Regions from separate parts of the Mus musculus genome. Here region 1 is linked to region 2. Evidence: chromatin loops called from intact Hi-C (ENCODE). Cell type or tissue: left cerebral cortex. All regions are shown on one strand. Each heading gives the region's core, and the rest is flanking DNA. Links, peaks and the distances in the headings are about the cores only.

What was found. A loop is a pair of places that touch in the nucleus more often than their neighbours do. Peaks named below come from ENCODE experiments on the same cell type or tissue, not always from the same donor. Only the 100,000 strongest peaks of a DNase experiment are listed, where the experiment ranks them.
Region 1: a loop joins it to region 2, with 4 times the contacts of the local background. A loop is called at or near these places in 5 of 42 quality-filtered maps.

Annotation. Positions count from the first base shown.
Region 1 is chr11:103,659,914-103,669,934 of GRCm38, reverse strand. No RefSeq gene overlaps it. Among named protein-coding and RNA genes, the nearest start is that of Rprml, 15 kb to the right of the region's middle. In left cerebral cortex, for the core only: no CTCF peak of the experiment used is centred there; DNase peaks (open chromatin) are centred at 4,301, 6,597, 7,165, 7,909 and 4 more places; H3K4me3 peaks cover 455 bases; H3K27ac peaks cover 5,568 bases.
Region 2 is chr11:103,726,544-103,736,458 of GRCm38, reverse strand. It overlaps Wnt9b (wingless-type MMTV integration site family, member 9B), which reads left to right. Exons shown (of 4, transcript NM_011719.4): 2 at 2,580-2,836; 3 at 4,224-4,489; 4 at 5,236-9,096. The coding sequence ends at 5,709. Among named protein-coding and RNA genes, the nearest start is that of Wnt9b, 18 kb to the left of the region's middle. In left cerebral cortex, for the core only: no CTCF peak of the experiment used is centred there; DNase peaks (open chromatin) are centred at 2,266, 3,159 and 6,682.

The DNA of each region.
Region 1 (10,021 bases), core at 888-8,887, 67 kb after region 2:
AGATTCCCTTAGAACAGATGTGACAGACAGTGTGAGCTGCCTTGTGGTTGCTGGGGATTGAACCTGGGTCCTCTGGAAGAGCAGTATGTCTTAGGGTTTCTATTCCTGCACAAACATCATGACCAAGAAGCACTTGGGGGAGGAAAGGGTTTATTCAGCTTACACTTCCATACTTTTGTTCATCACCAAGGAAGTCAGGACTGGAACTCAAGCAGGTCAGGAAGCAGGAGCTGATGCAGAGGCCATGGAGGGATGTTCTTTACTAGCTTGCTTCCCCTGGCTTGCTCAGCCTGCTCTCTTACAGAACCAAGACTACCAGCCCAGAGATGGCACCACCCACAAGGGGACCTCCCCCCTTGATCACTAATTGAGAAAATGCCTTGCAGTTGGATCTCATGGAGGCATTTCCTCAACTGAAGCTCCTTTCTCTGTGATAACTCCAGCCCGTGTCAAGTTGACACACAAAACTAGCTAGTACAATTGACACCTTGTCGACTTGACTCACAAACACATCACTATTAAACCTCAACCCTTAGTTTCTTATTCATCCCCAAGATCTAAATAACTTTAAAAGTCCCACAGTCTTTGCAAATTCTTAAAATTTCAATCTCTCTTAAAATCCAAAGTTTTTACAATTAAAAGTCTCTTAACTGTGGGTTCCACTAAAATACTTCCTTCAAGAGGGAAAAGCATCAGGGCACGGTCACAATGAAAAGCAAAATCAACCTCCAATTGTCCAATGTCTGGGGTCCAACTCACGATCTTCTGGGCTCCTCCAAGGGCTTGGGTCACTTCTCTAGCCTTGCCCGTTGTAGCACACACGTTGTCTTCTAGGCTCCAGCTGCCTGTACTCCACTGCTGCTGCTGTTTTTGGTGGTCATCTCATGGTACTGGTATCTCCAAAACACTGCTGTCTTCTACTGTAACTAGGCTTCATCAACAGCCTCTCATAGGCTCTCTTCATGGTGCCAAGCCTCAACTCCTTTGCATGACCCCTTCTGTCCTGGGCCATCAATTGCAACTGAGGCTGCACCTTCACCAATGGCCTTCCATGGCCTATCACAGTGCCGAGCCTCAGCTGCTCTGCATGACCCCTTCATGCCTTCAAAACCAGTACCACCTGGGTGACTCTTACACATTACCAAGTCCTGCTGCTGCACGAGGTACAACTTTGGCTATCTCTGGAACACAGCCTTTTTGTGCTCTCAGAAAGCATTTCCCAGAAGATGTCATCTCAACGATGCTGGTCTCTTCTTAATCACCGCTAATTTCTTAGCTCCAGCTAACCAGCATCAATAGTCCCAGTAATGCAAAAGTTTCACTTTAGTAGTTCTGGTATCTTGTTAATCACAACTGATTCCTCAGCCCCAGCTAACCAGAACCAGAGAATCTTCCCAATTAAAATAGCAATGGCCCTGAAAAGAGTCTTTAATCTTCCCTCTGAAATTTCACAAGCCAGACCTCTCCATCTTCTGCACTGTTCTCAACATTATCTTCCAAGCTCCTACACAACATCTGACAGAGCTCTTAACAACGAATGGATCTTCAAGCCCAAAGTTCCAAAGTCCTTCCACAGTCCTCCCCAAGACAAGGTCAGGTTGTCACAGGAATACCCCACTATGCTGGTACCAATTTGTCTTAGTCAGGGTTTCTATTCCTGCACAAACATCATGACAAAGAAGCACTTGGGGAGGAAAGGGTTTATTCAGCTTACACTTCCACATTGCTGTTCATCACCAAAGGAAGTCAGGACTGGAACTCAAACAGGTCATGAAGCAGGAGCTGATGCAGAGGCCATGGAGGGATGTTCTTTACTGGCTTGCTTCCCCTGGATTGCTCAGCCTGCTCTCTTATAGAACCAAGACTATAAGCCCAGAGATGGTACCACCCACAAGGGGACCTCCCCACTTGATCACTAATTGAGAAAAAGCCTTGCAGTTGGATCTCATAGAGGCATTTCCTCAACTGAAGCTCCTTTCTTTGTGATAACTCCAGCCTGTGTCAAGTTGACACACAAAACTAGCCAGTACACAGTCAGTGCTCTTAACCACTGAGCCATCATCTCTCTCTAGCCCCTAGATAACTTCTTTTTAAAAACTGAAAAAAGATTGTGTGAGGGGGTGAGAGAGAGGGGAAGGGGAGGAGGAGGGAGAAAGAGAGAGAGAGAGAGATGCAGATGTCTTTGGAAGCCTGAAAAAGCTGTCAGATCTCCTGGTGCTGGAGTTATATATGGTTATGGGCCACTCCGTGCAGTTTCTGGGAACCCTTCTTCTTTGAGCAGAAAGTGCCCTAAACCACTGGGCTGTCTCTCAAGCCCCTCACTCTCTTACTATGGGAACTTGAGGTCCTCTTTTGCAGTTGTTGCCTTTTCAGTATCTCTGAGAGTCCACGGGAGTTGGCACCCACCCACCTACCCCCACACATCTCTTTCCTATTGGTGACCCCCTGGCAGGGCTTTTGGATTGTCTCCTTCCTCACGGACCATAGCCCACGCTCTCTGCTGCTCTATCTAGGGTGGGCAGGATGCCACTACTTGGGGAAATGCTGAGGGCAAGGGAGCAACAAGGCCAGGAGAGGGAACTAAAGGAGGAGAGGGGGCACGGGGAGTGGAACTGCTGAGCGTGGGCTCAGTCCCAGAGCCAAAAGCCTGCGCTGCAAATTGCTTTTTCCTTCATGTCTGTCCCAGGGAAAGGCCCAATTAAAATAACACCTATTGAAAACGGAAGCAGAATTGCAACAGGCTGCCTATTAGGCCTGTCTCCACAGGCAACGAGGGGTAGCTGTGAGCTTGAGGAACCCTCCCTGTGTGAGCACAGATCGCCCCCGAGCTTTGGGAAGACTCCAGAAAGGGGCTGCCCCAGCACCTGACCCGAGAAGAGCCCGGACCCTGACGCTTTGAGGGTACCCTGTGCAGGGGCCGGATACTTTCCAGGGCTGAGTCCTGAGGCTTGATGAGACCGAAAGCATCCGGTTCTAAGTCTAAGAACAGGATCAGTGTAGTTGAAAGGAAACTTCTCAGGGAAAGACAACGTGTCAGGGGCCACCCAGCCCGCTAGGGGTGACAGCTGGAGGCAGAGAGAAGGTTACATATTTGGCATTCACGGCTTCTGCCACTTTATTCTACTGCCTTGAACATCCCATCCTAGCCTTGGCCTGGGACCCTGGTCCTAGCCACAGTTCCTACACACTGGCCCTGTGCCATATTTCTGCTCAACACAGCTAGGTAAGGGAAGTAGGGGCTATGCCAAAAAGATTTTTTTTTTTCTGGTTTCAAAGCATCTCTCCAGACCCCTCAGGAACTGGTCTAAGTTCTTCCTCACATAGCCAGACTGCGGTGTCCCTAGGAGGCAGGCAGAGATGGGATGGACACAGTGTCTAAGCTGGCCAGAACAGTGGGTTCTGGAGGTGCCTGCTGGCCGCCCACAGGGAAGCTTAGTAGTGGGTGGTATTCTCTCCACTGGGCCATGTCTCAGCTACCCAGGGTTGGTTTCCATGACAACAACAAGCTCCTTACCCATCCTGTTCATCCTTAAAAGATTCCCACCCCAGCTGTCTGAGCCTGGGCTCCTCGCCCAGCTGCCTGCCGTACCAGCAGCCCACAGCTCCAGAGCCCAGGTTTAGCAGTGAACTGTCAAGCCTCCAGAGAGAGTCTCCTGGGAGGTGCCTGGTAACTGGCCAGTCTTAGAAAAACGTCCACATGATTGCTTCTTAATTGGATTAGGAACTCGCTCCCAGGGGTTCTCTGCCCTCCACGTTGCAGCCAGGTTCCTCCAGTCTTTTGGCTCTCAGCATTAAGATCTTCCCCGTCCCCTGCTCAGTGTCCCCAGCTGTAAGAGTGCTGCTAATGGGGACTTCTGCAAAGCCAGTTACATACCCAATGGGAAAAGAAATGCTCTGATACCTTCAGAGATGAGACACAGCCCCAGCCTGGAGCTGTTCAGGGGCGCCACCCCTCTCTTGAGCCTCAGGTAACCCCTATTCCTGGCCTCTGCACATTGTTTCTGCTTCTCTGCCCTCCCTCTCTACACAGAAGCTCCTTCACAACCCAGCTCCAAATCCCCTCCCACCAGAAGTCTTCCTGTCTCAATAATTTCCCCCTCTGTCTTCTCACAGTGCCTATATTTAGTCCCTGTAACATGACTTGCCTTATGGTATATTGTGCCAGGGAGGGGGGGTGGGAGATCCCTGGAGCTATTTATTTTTCTGAAGTTATTTTTTTTTTAGTATGTTTTCTTTCTCTGCTGAAAAATTCTTCTAGTGAGCATATGTTGTTTACCTGCCCGGCACACAAATCCTGATCCCCTTTTCTTTCTTATGGAAATCCCATCCCACTGGCCAGCTAGAATCGCTGCCTCCTCCTCCAATGATAAGAATCTGGCCAAGCAATTGACTGGTCATAAATATTGATTTAAAGATGACCACATGACTGGGTAGAGCCAAACAGGATTTCCTCTGGTATTTCTGTGGACACAGCCAGCTCTCTGACAACTATCAATTCCCCCTGTGGTACTTACCTAACAGAAACAGAGATGCTTGCAGGTAGGAATTGTCATGCCCCTTAGTTCTGGGCAGTAAGACATGGACAGAAGTTGCTGGGGAAGACGATTAGGAACAGACTCAATTGGCGTGGCCTCCACCCCAATCTTAACGGATGCCTCTCAGGTCCCTGACACCTCAGCCTGAGTGGTTTCATTGCAGTCAGGTAAGAGGCTGCCTGACGGTGAAGCTCGCCAAGGCCAGCGCTGGAGCCAGAGTGAGGAGAGAGAGTGTGCACGACATCACTAACACCCGTACATCCAGCCATGCTAGAAGCTTGGGCTGTCCCAGTGTGGAGAGATGGCATTTCCTGTCCCTGCCTCAGCCGGCCTGCACTGGGTTTCTCTCTCTCTCTCTCTCTCTCAGTGAAAGAGGCTTGAATGGAAACCTCCACAAGACCCAAATCCTGTGCAGTAAGACTCAAATCTGTACAATAAAATGCTAAGTGCAGGGATGAAAGGCCGTAAATCGTTCTTTGAGTGGCCAGATTCATAATAAAAGTCAGGTGAGAGTTTGAAAAGACGTTTACATGCAGACTAGGCCAACTAAAGGACAGACTTGTTAGTTATCTGAGTAGGTCTCAGGCCACGGACATCTCCGAAACAGTGCATGAGCCAGCCTTATCTTTACCGAACCCTTCCTTCAGCATTCATACCTCCAGGGAACCTGCACCATCATTCCTGACCCCGCCATCCTGTCTTAGTGATTACTTTGCTCTGATTTTTCTCCTGGGTCGCTGTACCTGGCCCAGGACCTACCCACCCTAGGCAGGTGCTCTTCCACTGAGCTACACCCCCAGGGATGGCTTACTCCTTTTCAAAGCTCAAGCCAGCTGTGCCTCCATGAACCAATTGAGCACTGTGTGTGTCTTCTCCCCAAGTCCCACCCCACCAGTGAGTGGAGACCCCTCTAGATTGGAGCATTTTGGGTGTCTTTGACTTCAGACTAGGGGGCCCCCGGTGTGTAGGGTGGCCCTATTAGACTGGGGTTCAGACGCTGCTTCTACTCGTATCAGAATAGACCCTCAATCTGTCTCTGTCTCAATGGCAAGATAAGAAAATATGGAGTCTGAACTACAAGTCTGCAGCGGGGAGGAAAAGAGAAAGAGTGAGCGATTAGCATAAAGGACCATTTTCTCCTTCAGAGGAAGATGGTCAACAGCCCATAAGGATTATTTGTAAGTCAGAATTCATGATCCAATGATAATAACAGATTATTCAAACTCAGGCCCTGTCCCCTCACAGGCAGCAATATGTGCAAAAATTCCCTCCCTACATATGGCCAGGATTCCCTTTAAAAATTACTTTTTTTTTTTTTTTTTTTTTTTTTACATTTTCAGAGAGAGAGAGGGCGAGGGAAAGAGGAAGGGAGGAAGGGAGGGAGGGAGGGAGGGACAGACAGACAGACAGACAGACAGACATGTGGGTCCCAGAGACTGAACTCAGGCCATCAGCCTTGGTAGCTGGGACCTTTGCCTACTGAGCCATCTTTCCAGCCCCCAGGATTCTGCTTATAGGACTTTCCTCTGTCTCTTGTTTTTGATCGTTGTGTGACCATGGATCCCTTCACTGGGAAGCTTGTCAGACCCCTGTAGACATATGAGAAGAGGCCCTTGTGTGTTTGTGGCCTATGGCTTCTGTTGGATGGAAATGCCCTATACAGTTCCTACGCCACTGGAAGAAAGGTCCACTTTGTTTCTGGCCCCTGTCCTTTTTCAAAAGACTGAAATCTTTTCAACAGCAGCGATACAGTGAGTCTTCCAGAAGGCGAGGAGTTTTCACAGAGCCGAGGAAAGCCCTGTAGGAAGGAAGGATAGCCCACACGAAGGCAGCAGTCTGAGGAGGGTCAGAGTGCCCATCAGGCGTAAGTGAACCACCAAGAGCAACAAGCAAAGGGGATAAGGACCGAGCCCCAGAGGGTGTAGGGGCGAGGAGGGAACTGTTTGACTACGTTGGAAACTGTACTTAGTAGAATAATCAATGGGAAGGTGGGCCAGACCTTGGACAGGAGAGAGACATGGTAAAAATAGCGCTAATGATCCAGACATCTGCATGTGGGCAGAAGAACATGAAGGGAGACAGCCGAGCTGCTCATCCAGACAGCGCAACCCACGGAAACCGGAGACATTGGGGTTCAGTTTTTACACAGGCTTTGTGACCAGTAGGCTGGGTGTGTGTGTGTGTGTGTGTATTTGTGTGTGTGTGTGTGTGTGTGTGTGTGTTTGTGTGTGTGTGTGTGTGTTTGTGTGTGTCTGTGTGTGTGTCTGATCCTCTAGGAGCCAACTGAACAGGGACTTCAGCTGCCTAGAACTCTTCCTATGTCAGTAACCAATCAAGAAACTTAGAGGAGATAAAAGTCAGGGAGCAGCAGTCCAGAGGTGTTGGACCAGGTTAATCATCAGGAGAATGAGGGAGAATCATGGAGCGCTTTCAGCCTCCACATTTTCCAGGCATCCTTATCCCATACTAAATAAGGAGAAAGATGGGACACATTTGTACAATAATTCAAGATTAGATTTCCATAGCAACAATTACCCAAAACTCAACTCCCGACAGTCGCAACAGCAGGAGCTAGCAAAGAAGACTACGGGGGTGGGAGATGTGTGTGTGGTGGGGGCTCAGAGAATGGCTTCCTTTTATCCTTAAATGGAAGGAAGGCTGAGCTGGTGCCAGGACTCAAGTCATCCCAGAGCCACCTTAAGCCAAAAGTAAGGGTTGGCAAAGGATGAGCAACTGGGAGGCTTACGTGAGAAACACTTCAGGAACACGTGGACTGGGCACAGGGAGTCATCTCTCCCATGGCCCACTTGGTGTATGAGAGTTCTCCCTGGCCTCTAGAGGTGCTGGTGTGGGCTGAGTGAAGATGGACCTCACAGACCTTGGCTGACTTGAGTCTGCTTGAAAACCGTAGCCTACTAAAGGCTCACATCTGCTGGGATGGGGGAGAACTGAGTTCCAATCAACTCTATTTTATTCCCAACACTCCCTGTATGACCCCCTCAGTTTGTCCCACAGTTAGGTATGTAGCCTACTTCCAAGATCTGTTACAAAGCTGGGTGAACAGCGAGAGATAGGAAATGTCTTTTTGTTTGTTTGTTTGTTTGTTTGGTTGGTTGGTTTTGTTTTGTAATCAGTGTAGACTTCAGTGCAGACACAAGGTACCACCAAGCTGAAGCAAATGGACAAGATGAACCACACCCAAGGCCGAACCACACCCAAGGCTGAACCACACCCAAGGCTGTCTTCACCAGGGAGAGACAGGTGGGCAAGAATCAGTGTAAGGACTGTGGCAGGAACCTCACCCGTGGTCAGAGAGGAACCAGGGAGACAGGGCCAGGTGGAGGGGGGTGGCTTAGTGGCTGAAGCAGCATCTGCTTGCTACCAGCAGACAGATGGTTAGCCTGGCAGAGTCAGCTCGTAGGCAGGCAGTTAGATGCAACCTCTGGTGTTTATTTTAGTTTTAGAAAGAAGTTTGGCTCCAAAAGGAAAAGCATTCTGTTTTCCTTTCAGAATGCCGTAAGTGTTGCCCTTGCTGCACCACACACACACACACACACACACACACACACACACACACACACACACACACGGTCTTCCGGTTTTGTTGCCTGGTAGTGCCTGGGGCCACTGGTTGTTTTTCTGATCCTGGGTTTTCAGTTTGCTTTAGTGTCTCTAGGGAAAGGAGGGGAGCTTTGTTTGTTTAAATCTTCATTTGGGGCATAAAGAAAAAAAGCAAGTTGACTCTTTCTGCAGCAAGGGAAATCTTCCACCGTGCCTTACCAGCAGTTGGAAGATTTTTGAAAGAAAATCATGCTCAGATTCTTACAATCTGAGATACTATCTCGTCCATGCAATCACCCTTCACCCTATGAAGCACCCAGATGGTCCACACTGAGCCCTCTGGCCAGCAATACCTTACACTGACTTACGGTGAGAAGGAACTAGGTAATGAGAACATTACGTTAGCACGGTTCCCATTCCGGGCTCTTTCTCTCAGTATCCCTCCCTCCAGCTCAAAGCATCCTTCTCTGTTTTGTCTCCTTCCCATCTCCATGCCCTTTCTTCCCACTTTCACAGCCGACTCACTTCCTCTTCTGAGTAGGAAGAGACAGGTGTGTGAGAGAGGCCATCAGAGGAAAGGAAGCTGAGTCCTTAGGTAGACTTCTTGGAGTGGGCTTCAGAATGGCTACCACAGACCAGGTCTGTCTTCAACAGAAGGATCGAGAAATACAGGTGGATCAGGATACCTAGAAGTGGTCAGCCTCTCAGGACTGATGCCTCAGGCTGACCAAACTCAGTGATGGGTGATCAGAAATGCATCTTCCAAAATCATATGTAGACAGAAAGACCCATGTCCAGACACTGAAGAGATGACTCCATGGGTAAAAACACTTGCTGGGCAAACCTCACGACCTGAGTTTGATCCCAAGAAAGCATTTTCTAAAAATATTAAAGCCAGATGTAACCATGTGCCCTGGCAACCCTGGCACTTCTACAGTGATGTGAGAGATGGAGAGAGAAGAATCACCCAGAAGGGCCCAGGCCAGTGAGCCTGGGGTATTCAGCACAGCAGAAACAGTAAGCCTACTCCAACAGGGTGCGAGAACAGAAAGCTATCCTCAGATCTCCACCTGTATTGTGGTGCACGCATGCCCCCCGCCCCCCGCCCCTTCTGCTATTGCTGCTGCTACTAATGACCTGAATCTAAAGATCTTCTCATGGCTCAGTGATGTGAGGGAAGGCATCTCAACTTTAGAAAGGAGCAAACAACACCTGCAAAGATATAACACCACCACTCATTAGAAAGACATGTGTCCAGTCCACAGTGTGGTACCACTGCACACGCACTTAACCAGTATGACTTCAGCTGATACCAGGAACAAACTGAGCACACAACGACCGGAACATGGCTCACTGCTGGTGAGAATGTGAATTTGTTAAGCAGTCGCTATGGAAAATGGTCTGCAGTATTTCATACAGTTAAACTTCTGCTTCATATGTGACCCAGTAACCTTACCTCTAGGTATTTGCCCAAGAGAAATGAAAACTTTGATTCATACATGTATAAGTACCTGTACATGAATATTTATGCTGGATTTATTCATAGTCACCAAAAACTGAATACAACCCAAATATACCTCAACCATAGACAAAAACAAGAGTTCAAAATTAAAAACTTAGGCTATGGATCAGCATGGTCATATACCCATACTCCCATCACTCAGGAACCTGAGGCAAAACAATCACTTGAGTTGCCTGGGCAACATAATGAGACCGCATCTCAACCAAACCGAACCAGATCTGTGCTTTAATGACCCATCTGATGGGGCAGTACCCATTTTGCAGTGAAAAGAAATGAGTTGCTGACAGATGAAATAACATGGCGTGTAGTCAACTATGAGTGAGAAACTAGATTGAATTATATGATCCCATTTATTTGACATCCAGAAATGGCAAACCACGGGGACAGAGAATAGATGAGTGGA
Region 2 (9,915 bases), core at 1-8,000:
AGGCAAGCACCTTATCAGCTGGGGCACATCCCCAGACCTAACTCTGTGTGTGTGTGTGTGTGTGTGTGTGGTGGTGGTGGTGGGGCGCAAATGTATACTAAAGTATACACATGGGGGTCAGAAGACAACCCTTGGGCGACGGTCTTCGCCTTCCACCTTGTTTGAGACAGTCTTCGTTCTTTGCCAGGCTCACTGGCCTCTTAAGATTCTCCTGCCTCCACTTCCCATCTCACTGTAGGAATACCAGGATTGCATATGTGCTGTCATGGCTGGCTTTGTATGGGTTCAGGGGATTTGAACTCACGTCTTCATGATCCTGCAACAAACACTTTATTCACCGAGCCACTTCCTCAGCCCTCTGTTGTTATTATTGGGCTTTGTTTGTTTGTTTGTTTGTTTAATGACTATAAAACAGGTTTTAAAGGATGTGCAGTCTCATTGGCCCAAATGCCCACCATACCCTTTTCTTCTCTGGAATGTCAATCAGCTTCTACAAGGAACGTCCCAATCTCTGAACCAGGAACTGTGTGAGCCAGAGTTATCCCCATACCAGTCTCTGGTGTGGAGAAGAGAGTCTTTTGGAGGTTGCATGACTGTTGACCTGTGTTCTCAGCAGTCCTGGGGTTGCCCTCCACACTGGAAACCGTTCAAGGTGGGGCCTCCCCAGCAGGAGCTGACCTCAGGCTCTGCTAGATCCTTGCCTGCCCAGGGTCAGGCTCCGAGGGTTTCCTGCCAGGCTGCAGGGAGGAGTCTGGGTAAGGGCCTGCTGGACTGGAAACTTAACCATTTGCCCCCTGATTAATGTTTAACGGGCCCCTGTGCTCTCTGTGTCTGGGAGGGGAGCCCAGTCCAGGCTGTGCTCGGGGGAGCCGATAGCATCTGTCTGTGTTCAATGTTTCGGAGATATGCTCCACGCCGGGTTGGGCGCACCTGATAGACCTGGAATCTACAGGGGCACCTGGGGCCTTGCCAGGACCTCCACCTTCCAGTGAGGCTTCCTATTTCCCAGGCAGACAGAGCTGCTATGGCATCTAGCCAAATGTCCTGGCTCAGGCAGGTGACTCCAGCGGCAGAACCGTGTGCCCTGAACCCTGTGGGATAAGGACCTCTCTGGTCATTCAAGGGCTTGGCTACAGTACTTAGCCGGTGGCACACGAACAAAAATGGCAAGTTCCACATCCAAGTGAAAATGTTGACAGCCCCCATCTGGTCCCACTTTGGCTGAGAGACGACTGTTTCCAGAGAGAAGCGGTTTTCTCAAGCTTGGGTCTGGTGACGGTGTACACCCCATCCACAAGAGGTACAGCAGGGCCGGGGACAGTAAACACCTCACGCTGTCACAGAGAGATTCTGAGAGAGCGGACAGTCCTCATTCTGGACCACACCTTGCCCCTGACCAGTCACGCCTTATCACCTCCACACAAAGCCTCCAATACCTGTCAAGATAAAGGGAGACACTGCCGACTCAAAATGTAAGGCATCCCGAGGAGAAGAAAACTCCAGCCAGTAGGAAGGCAAGCCTGCCTGCCTGCCTGCCTGCCTGCCTGCCTGCCTGCCTGCCTGCCTGCCTGGCTTGGCTCTGTGCTTTCTATGCAGTCCCTACAGCACCTCTGGGGGTCAAGGGTCATGGATGAAAGCCAAGGCTTCAAGGATGACATTAGAATGTGACAGGATTGATTAGGCTTAGAATTTGGCAGCCTGACTCTAGAATTGATGACTTCGAATATAGAACATGAAGTCTGATCCCAGCCTCCCTTCCCTCCCTCCCTCCCTCCCTTCCCCCCTCTCTCCTTTTCTTGTTCTTCCTTTTCCCAAACTTCTACTTGTGCCAAGCACCACATGGCCAGATGGTTGATGATCTACCTGGGACCCGGGAACAAGCTAGACTGGCATGGGCTTACTTGAGCAGTGACAGAACACAGGGGGAGAGAGGGATCCAGGGACCTTGGCTGGGTGTTTGTTCTGTCTGCATCCCCTGTGCTTAGCCCCAGTAGCAAGGTGACACTCCCCTCCAGGAATCAACTAATGCTACCTGTAACATCTTCCGTGCCTGCACAACACAGCAGCTCCCCGGTTGTGCCAAAAAATACAGATTTCCAGGCCCTGCTATGGACCTATGGAAACAACACTCAGGTGCGGGTCTTAGAAATCTGTGTTTATCTGAAATAAATCTTGCTGTGTAGCCCAGGCTGGCCCTGTACTCATAGCATTCTCTTGCCTTGGACCCTCCAAGTGCAGTGATTGCAGGCATGCACCACCACACCCAGCCTGGCTCTGTATTTCTACTAAGCAATCAGGGTGGCTTTTCCAGTTGGGCAAGTTGCCAAAGGAGGGTAGATAAGGAATGCAGAGCAGAATCTGGAGAACTTGGCCTTGAGGGTCTGTAACCAATCCTTGCTACATAAGTCCCTTGGTCTTCTACTCTGTAAGATGGGGACATAACCCCTGTGGGACTGGCCTGCTACCCAAGGGGGCAAAAACAAAGACGGTCACTTTCCATCCCTGTGGGATGCTCAGCTTTTGGGTCCTCCACGGGCAGGAACCCCAAAGCTCACCATCTTCCTTCTCACCCTTTCCAGCCTGACCGGTCGTGAGGTCCTGACACCCTTCCCAGGCCTGGGTACGGCAGCAGCCCCGGCACAGGCTGGTGCTCACCTGAAGCAGTGTGACCTACTGAAGCTGTCCAGGCGGCAGAAGCAGCTCTGCAGGCGGGAGCCCGGCCTGGCTGAGACCCTGAGGGATGCTGCACACCTGGGGCTGCTGGAATGTCAGTTCCAGTTCAGGCAGGAGCGCTGGAACTGCAGCCTGGAGGGGAGGACTGGCCTGCTCCAGAGAGGTAGGGAGGACTTCGGGGGAGGAAGAGGACTGGCAGGAGGTTGTGGGTGGTGAGAAGGTTATGCCCTGGTCTCGTTGTGCTGACTACTGAGGCACAGTCCCAAATGAGAAGGGACCTGGGGAGTTAGTAATGTCTGTTGAAGGTGGCGGTTTGGGAGATGAGGGAAACAAAGGAAACACAAGGGAGGAAAGGACTCAGCATTCTTGGAAGAGATGACAGAGGAGGTGGGTGGCCCCAGCCACCTACTTAGTGGTCCAAATGTGCACGCCAGGCAGATTCCTTTGTCCACACGCTCATCTGTCACTGTTCGTCACATCTGTTGATGTGTCATCCCCTCCTTCCCACCTGACTCCCCCTCCTTCCTTATCCTTCTCCACCTCTGCCTATCCATCTGCTAAGCATCTGCAGAGGCCCACAAGGAGCCAGGCACGACACAAGGGGCTGGAGGCAGAGGCTGAGCACAACCCAGTCACCCTTGCAAAGTGCATCCTCTAGAAATGAATATGGGTCATAGCTTGTGACTCCATTGTCTGGTGGGAGGGGTGTGGCATTCTATTACTGTCACTTGTTTTGGGGGGGTGGGGGGACTCGGTTCCTGTAGCCCAGGCTGGCCTGGAACTAACTTGCTTCAAATGCTCTGCAATTTGTTTTACTTTGAGTGCTGGAATTTTTCAAGGTATGAGCCATCCACCATACCTGGAGACACAGTGGAAACATCACAGTGCGGTGATGTCTCGGGGATGGCCAGCCCCACTCTAGGCTGGCTCTCCGTTGCAGGAGGGTCTGAGGGAGAGCTAGCAGCCTGCTCTCCTTTCTTTTCGGCCGTCAGCTTTTCAGTGCCCCAGATACACTGAGAGTGGGAGGCTAAGGGAAACGTGTTTGGGGCATCTTTCAACAGTGTGAGCACAGTGGTGGTCCCAGTACTGGGTAGATATCAGGCAGGACCCCCCAAGACCCTTCTGCCTTTCAGTCATCTACAGATGGTGGTAGAGGGCATTTGGGAGACATTAGACAGCTTAGAGATCCACAGAGACAGGTCGTCCAACTTGTCACGAAAGCACCTGAAGTCAAGATGACTGTTCAGCCTCAGCCTGGCCTCGTCCCAGGTGCCCAGGTCGCTCTTTTGCATAAGTTACTGAGATTAGCAGCTCTGTCCTGCTGCCCTCTGAGAGCTTAGGACATGCTTCGGTGTAAATCTGGAGGCCATTTAAGGGGCAGCTTTTCAGCTTGGGTCTGAGGGACAGGTAACAGGGGAAGCCTTACATAGCCTTTAGGAAGCCGGGCCTTTAGGCTCACACTGCGTCAACCTCTTTGCCATACATGCCACATAACTCCCGCTTTCGGAGGGCTGCAGATGGCCTCTAAGCTTTTTTTTTCTCCCGCACAGGCTTTAAGGAGACGGCCTTCCTGTATGCAGTGTCTGCAGCTGCCCTCACGCATGCACTGGCCAGGGCCTGCAGTGCTGGGCGCATGGAGCGCTGTACTTGTGACGACTCCCCAGGCCTGGAGAGCCGGCAGGCCTGGCAGTGGGGTGTGTGTGGTGACAATCTGAAGTACAGCACCAAGTTCCTCAGCAACTTCCTGGGGCCCAAGAGAGGAAGCAAGGACCTGAGGGCGAGGGCTGACGCCCACAACACCCACGTGGGCATCAAGGTGAGCGAATACCCTCTCTAGTGCCTAAAGGATGGTGCCGAGGCAGGGAGATCCACGGGAGGCCAGTCAGTGCCCTGCACCCAACACACAGATGAACTTCAGACCCCGTTGTGAACCTTCTCTGCGTATTCCTGAGCACTAGGAGCACAGAATCCTGGGTATCATCCTGGTCGAGCCAGGCTTGGCATCGTGCCATGATAGGATAGGAATGTGTTTGGAAAGGCGTCTCTATTCCAAGGACAAAGCCAGCATCATTTGACAACTTGGATATGACAATGACCAGGCTTCCTCCATTTTGTGAATAGGAGAGAGAAAGGAGGCCCAGAAAAGGGGAGGGGCTTAGATGAGGTCACATAGCCATGAGAAATAATGAGTCTCTAGGTCTATGGAGTGAGAGGGCAGGGAAGGGTCGGAGTTCCAATTCTTTTAGGAAATCAGGCTGCCGTGTTCAGTTGTGCAGGCTGAACACTCCAGAAGAACTCTGGGCCAAGGGGAAGAGCTGTTGTTGGTTGAGATAGGGCCCACACTACCCTTGCCTAGGTGTGCACTGCTTAGAGGAAGGGAAAATTTTTCCAACTTTACACAAAGATACTTTGAGGATCCCGGGTCATTGTGACCCTGGCGCTGTCACCTTCACGTGGGTCTTCCTGCCTCTTTATTCTGTTGACACTCCTTGGCAGAACTGTCACAGCAAACCCGGCTTGCTTAGACCCACTGACAGACCCCTACTCTGGCTCTCCCTGCAGGCTGTGAAGAGCGGCCTGAGAACAACCTGCAAGTGCCATGGTGTGTCAGGCTCCTGTGCTGTTCGTACCTGTTGGAAGCAGCTCTCCCCGTTTCGCGAGACCGGCCAGGTGCTGAAGCTACGCTATGACACGGCTGTCAAGGTGTCCAGTGCCACCAACGAGGCCTTGGGTCGTCTGGAGCTATGGGCCCCCGCTAAGCCAGGTGGTCCCGCCAAGGGCCTAGCCCCTCGTCCCGGGGACCTGGTCTACATGGAAGATTCTCCCAGCTTCTGCCGGCCCAGCAAGTACTCTCCGGGCACGGCAGGCAGGGTGTGTTCTCGAGACTCCAGTTGCAGCAGCCTATGCTGTGGGCGAGGCTACGACACCCAGAGCCGCATGGTGGTTTTCTCCTGCCACTGTCAGGTGCAGTGGTGCTGCTACGTGGAGTGCCAGCAGTGTGCACAGCAGGAGCTCGTGTATACCTGCAAGCGCTAGGCCTCCACAGCGAATCCCGCGGAACAGCGCGCAAGCGCGCACCTGTCGACGCACCTGCCGTGCACAAGAGTGTGCGACTCATCTCTCTTCCCCAACAGATGGTTGGCCAGCCCTTCTGCCTTCCCCGACACTCAGCAAAGAGAAAGAAAGCCCTGCCTCCTAGTCCCAGGATCACCAACCTGCTGGAGGACTTGGGGCCGGAGAACAGACTGAGAAGGGGAATCTTTGAGGACCAGGGTAGGGCAGGAATGATGCTGTGCGGGAAGAGAGAAACATCCTCCTATCTCAAGGCCAAAAACTGGGAGGATGGGGAAGAGGGAGGCGGAGCCAGCTGGAGTGTGGGGTCAGGGCATCCATCTGGGCGTGGCCGATCTCTTGTGGTCCCACTCTAATAGCAGAGCGCTCTGGGTGCTGCATGCCTACCCTGCTCTTGTGGCTTCGTGCACTGGAGACTTCGAAATGTTTATTAGGAGCAAGGGAAGCACTTTAGGCTTGGGTGGATTGAGTCGCAGAGCCCATGCCCTGAAGTCTTACGTCCTGGCACTCAGGGCTGCCACCTTGTCTCCTTGTCTTGAGATCCCCTGTCCCCCAAAGCCATTGAGCTCTGCTCAACGAGACCCCTAATATGTATAAGAAGGGTGCAGGAGCCAGTCTCCTCGGTGAGACTCAGATAAACATAACTAGGGTTGAGCGGGGAGACAGTGACCCTTTCTCTTTCCTTTGGTCCAAGGAACCTTTAATCACAGCCCAGAGGTGGAGAGAGGCAGGGTCCAAATGCCTGGAAGAGATATGACAGGCTCTGTATTGAGATACCACTCTGGAGTGTGTCCTACCAATTCCTGTGACCAGGGACCCCCAAGAACCGAGGGGCCCCCATCCATGTTAGTGATACATAAGAACGAGTGACTCATGGGCCACACGTCTGCTTCCACCCCCTGCTCTCAAAGATGCTTGTGCAGGCTTTTTTGCCATTGCTAAGTCTTTGCCAAGTCTGCCTCCTCAATGGTCTTACTCATTTACTAACGACCTGTCACTTGGGCTCCCACCAGAGGAACAAAATGACTGCTGGTGAATCCTTTGGTCATTTTTAATGCCCCCATCAAGGCCCTCTGTGAGAGGAGAGGAAGTAGTGTACAGGTACAGGCTCACACGTGCACACACTCAGCCTAGCCAGGCACAGACATCCCAAGGAGCAGTGCGGCGTCTCTCCAGCCCAGGGCAAAGACCTCACTGGGGTCACTTCTGGAGGCTGTGAGCTACTCCAGGGCAGGGCCCAAGGCCAACCAGGAGGAAGTGACCTCCTTTGGGAAGCCTTTGGCCATGTGGCTGGCTGTGCTGCACCCTCCTGTGAGCTTCCTTCCACCCTGAAATCTGTTGGGGTTACTGTCTCTCTAAGGGAGCAGGAAGCTTCGGAATCAGCCGGTACTCAGCACTACTGGCCCTGCCAGCTCCAGGAAAGAGACACTGTGGCGGAGAGGTCCGTGGGGCAGAAGGGGCTACCCTTTCTTCAGTGCCTCCGGGCAGCATGCTGGGAAGATCTTTGATGGTGGAAAGCCCCGAGGCGGAGCCACCGTGACCTGAGACCCTTCTCTGGGACGACTTTGCCACCCACCCGCAGCTTGGCAGGAGGGGTAAACAGATTGGGAGCTGCTTTCTACTTCCCTGATGAAGACAGATGTGTTCCTTGGCAACCCAAGGCATCCTTCTCTATGACCCTAATCCTGCTCTGGCTCGAGGGTACAAGGCAAGAATGGAGCCTGGCAAAACTTGGGGACTAGAACACCTGGACCTACAGCCAAATCACCTGTACCCTGACTCTATGGCCAGGAGGGCCAGGGGTGGAGGAGGGTTAAAGATGAACTTGAAGTTGAGGCTGAGGCTGACCAACCATTAAGACTGGTGCCTTAAGGCACCCTCAGTCAGGTCCTCTCCCTCCCTTCTCCATTCTTTCTCCAAGGCCCCGTTCCCCCTAAAATCCCACCATAGCCATGCTGGGTCCCCCCTTCCCCCACACTGGAACTTTAAGGAAGATATTCACAGGGTATTTCTGCCTACCTCATACATGTAATTTTCAAAAAAAATTAATTTATATAGTTAAGATATATGGGAAAGTATTTATGTTATTTATATATCTTCTCTATTTCCTGGGCACCATATGGGGGGTTGTGTGTTTACCCAGAAGCCTCTGAGGAAACATGGCTGGGTCTGTCTGGGGCCTCGCAGAGCTGGATGCGCATAGCTGAGAGGTCACAGCTCCTGTGTCTCACTGTCTTGGAGCTCGGGAAGCACATGTACCTCCTGAGATAAACCCCGTGACACCAAGCAGGGCCTTCCTTGTGAAGTCTGTGGATTCTCTGCCTCTGGCCCCAGAGGCCTTTCTGCTCTGGCCCAAGGGTTTTGCTCATAAAGGACAAAAAGGGTGAGCAGCTCTGGATTTGTAAAGCACTTTCCATCTTCAGAAACACTCCTCTCTTCTCTCTCCCTCGGTTACCCCCGGTTCCCTATGAGGTCATGCCACTGTTACCACGTTCCAGGCCCAGAGACGGAGGCAGGTTGGTCAAAGCCAGTCACTCTCTGAACCCAGAGGTTGAGGAAGAGTGCATGCTGCGTGGAACGCTGGTCTTCCCCCATGGATGGCATGCTAGTTTCTCCAGCAAGCTGAGTCTCATGTCCCCAAAGACGGGGACTTCCTGAGAAGCCTGGAGAGACAAGGGCTCCGTGGATGTCACTCTTAGGGAGGGTGTCCTGCAGCCCTCATTGACCTCCACGACTAGGCTATGGTCTCCAGCCCCTCACAGCTCGTGGATAATTTGTGTTTCTTCGCTTTTGTTTTTTGTCTTTTCAAAGTGACTTTTTCCCCACTGGATTTCTAAGTTTCTCTTTGAAAATCAGTTCACTGGCAAATGGGACCTGCATCCTGACCTGGCTGCCTGCATCAGGAGCGACACCAAACAGAGTGCGTGGGGATCCCCAATTGGCCCAGTGTCCCCCGGCCCTTCCTTAAGTCACACAAGCTCCCGTGTGGCTTTCGTGAGCATGGAGAACCTGTCCCCTGGTCTTAGAGAAAGCCAGCCATTCTGCCACCCTCTGTTTGTCTGGCAGACAGATTACCACACCGTGGCTGTCTTTCTAGCCAAAGCTTCCTCTCTCAACACCCATGAACGTCCATGCTTCCTGTCTGAGCACTGAGGAGAACCCCAGCGGAGCTCATTGTTCAGTGCTGGAATACCCATCCCCCCTCCCGTTGATTATTTAGGGAGTGTCTGATAATGCCAGGGGATACTCTGGGTGCTAGGGCGCAGAAGTACTTAAGAGCAAGTCCCAGCCTCAGGGGACTTATATGCCGGCGAGGAGAAAGCCAACAAACCAATAAACTATGCACTGGTTATTTGTGCTTCCGTTTTCATTGCTGTTGTTTGGGTAATGTGTGTGTTCATGTGTGTGCACATGTGTACGTGGCTGTGGGTGTGTGTGCACACGTGTATGTGGCTGTGGGTGTGTGTGCACGTGTACGTGGCTGTGGGTGTGTGTGCACGTGGAGGTTTTAGAAGATGCCCCTTGTTTTGTTTTGTTTTGTTTTGTTTGAGACACGGTCTTTCACTGGCCTGGGATCAGCAAGTAGGCCAGGCTTGCTGGCCTCTCCATGCGGGAATTCCCAGTGTGTACCATTACTACACCGTGGTTTCAGGGGATTGAACTCAGGTCCTGTATGTGCACGATAACTACTTTCCTGACGGGGCCATCTCCCAGTCTTATTTGTCCTCTCTTGCCTTGGCTTGTGGCAATATTTTTGCCCAGTAGAGGCTGCCACCTGACCCGGCTAAGGAGTAAAGGTCGTGAGGTGGGAAGGCTCCTCAGGGCCACCAGCAGGCAGCAGAGCCAGACTGAAAACAGGGGTCCTTCCCTCCTCTCATCTCCACATCTCCTCTTGGGTAAGTAGGGCAGGAATGCACCCCTTGCTATGAATTCTGGGTAAATGAGGCCTAGTGTAAAGTGGTTATCCAACCCAGGCTGTCCATCAAATCAGACCAGGCCAAACATATGAGCAGAGGCCCCCACTCTGCGGCCTGCCACATGGGGAGAATGCAAGTAGTCGAAAACAAAGCGGTAGCCTTCAGGAATCTGGGACCTGAAATGAAAAACAAAAAGAACAGAGATGCAATAATGGATGGGGCCCCTTATGGTTTAGCTCCAGAGTCCCATTGC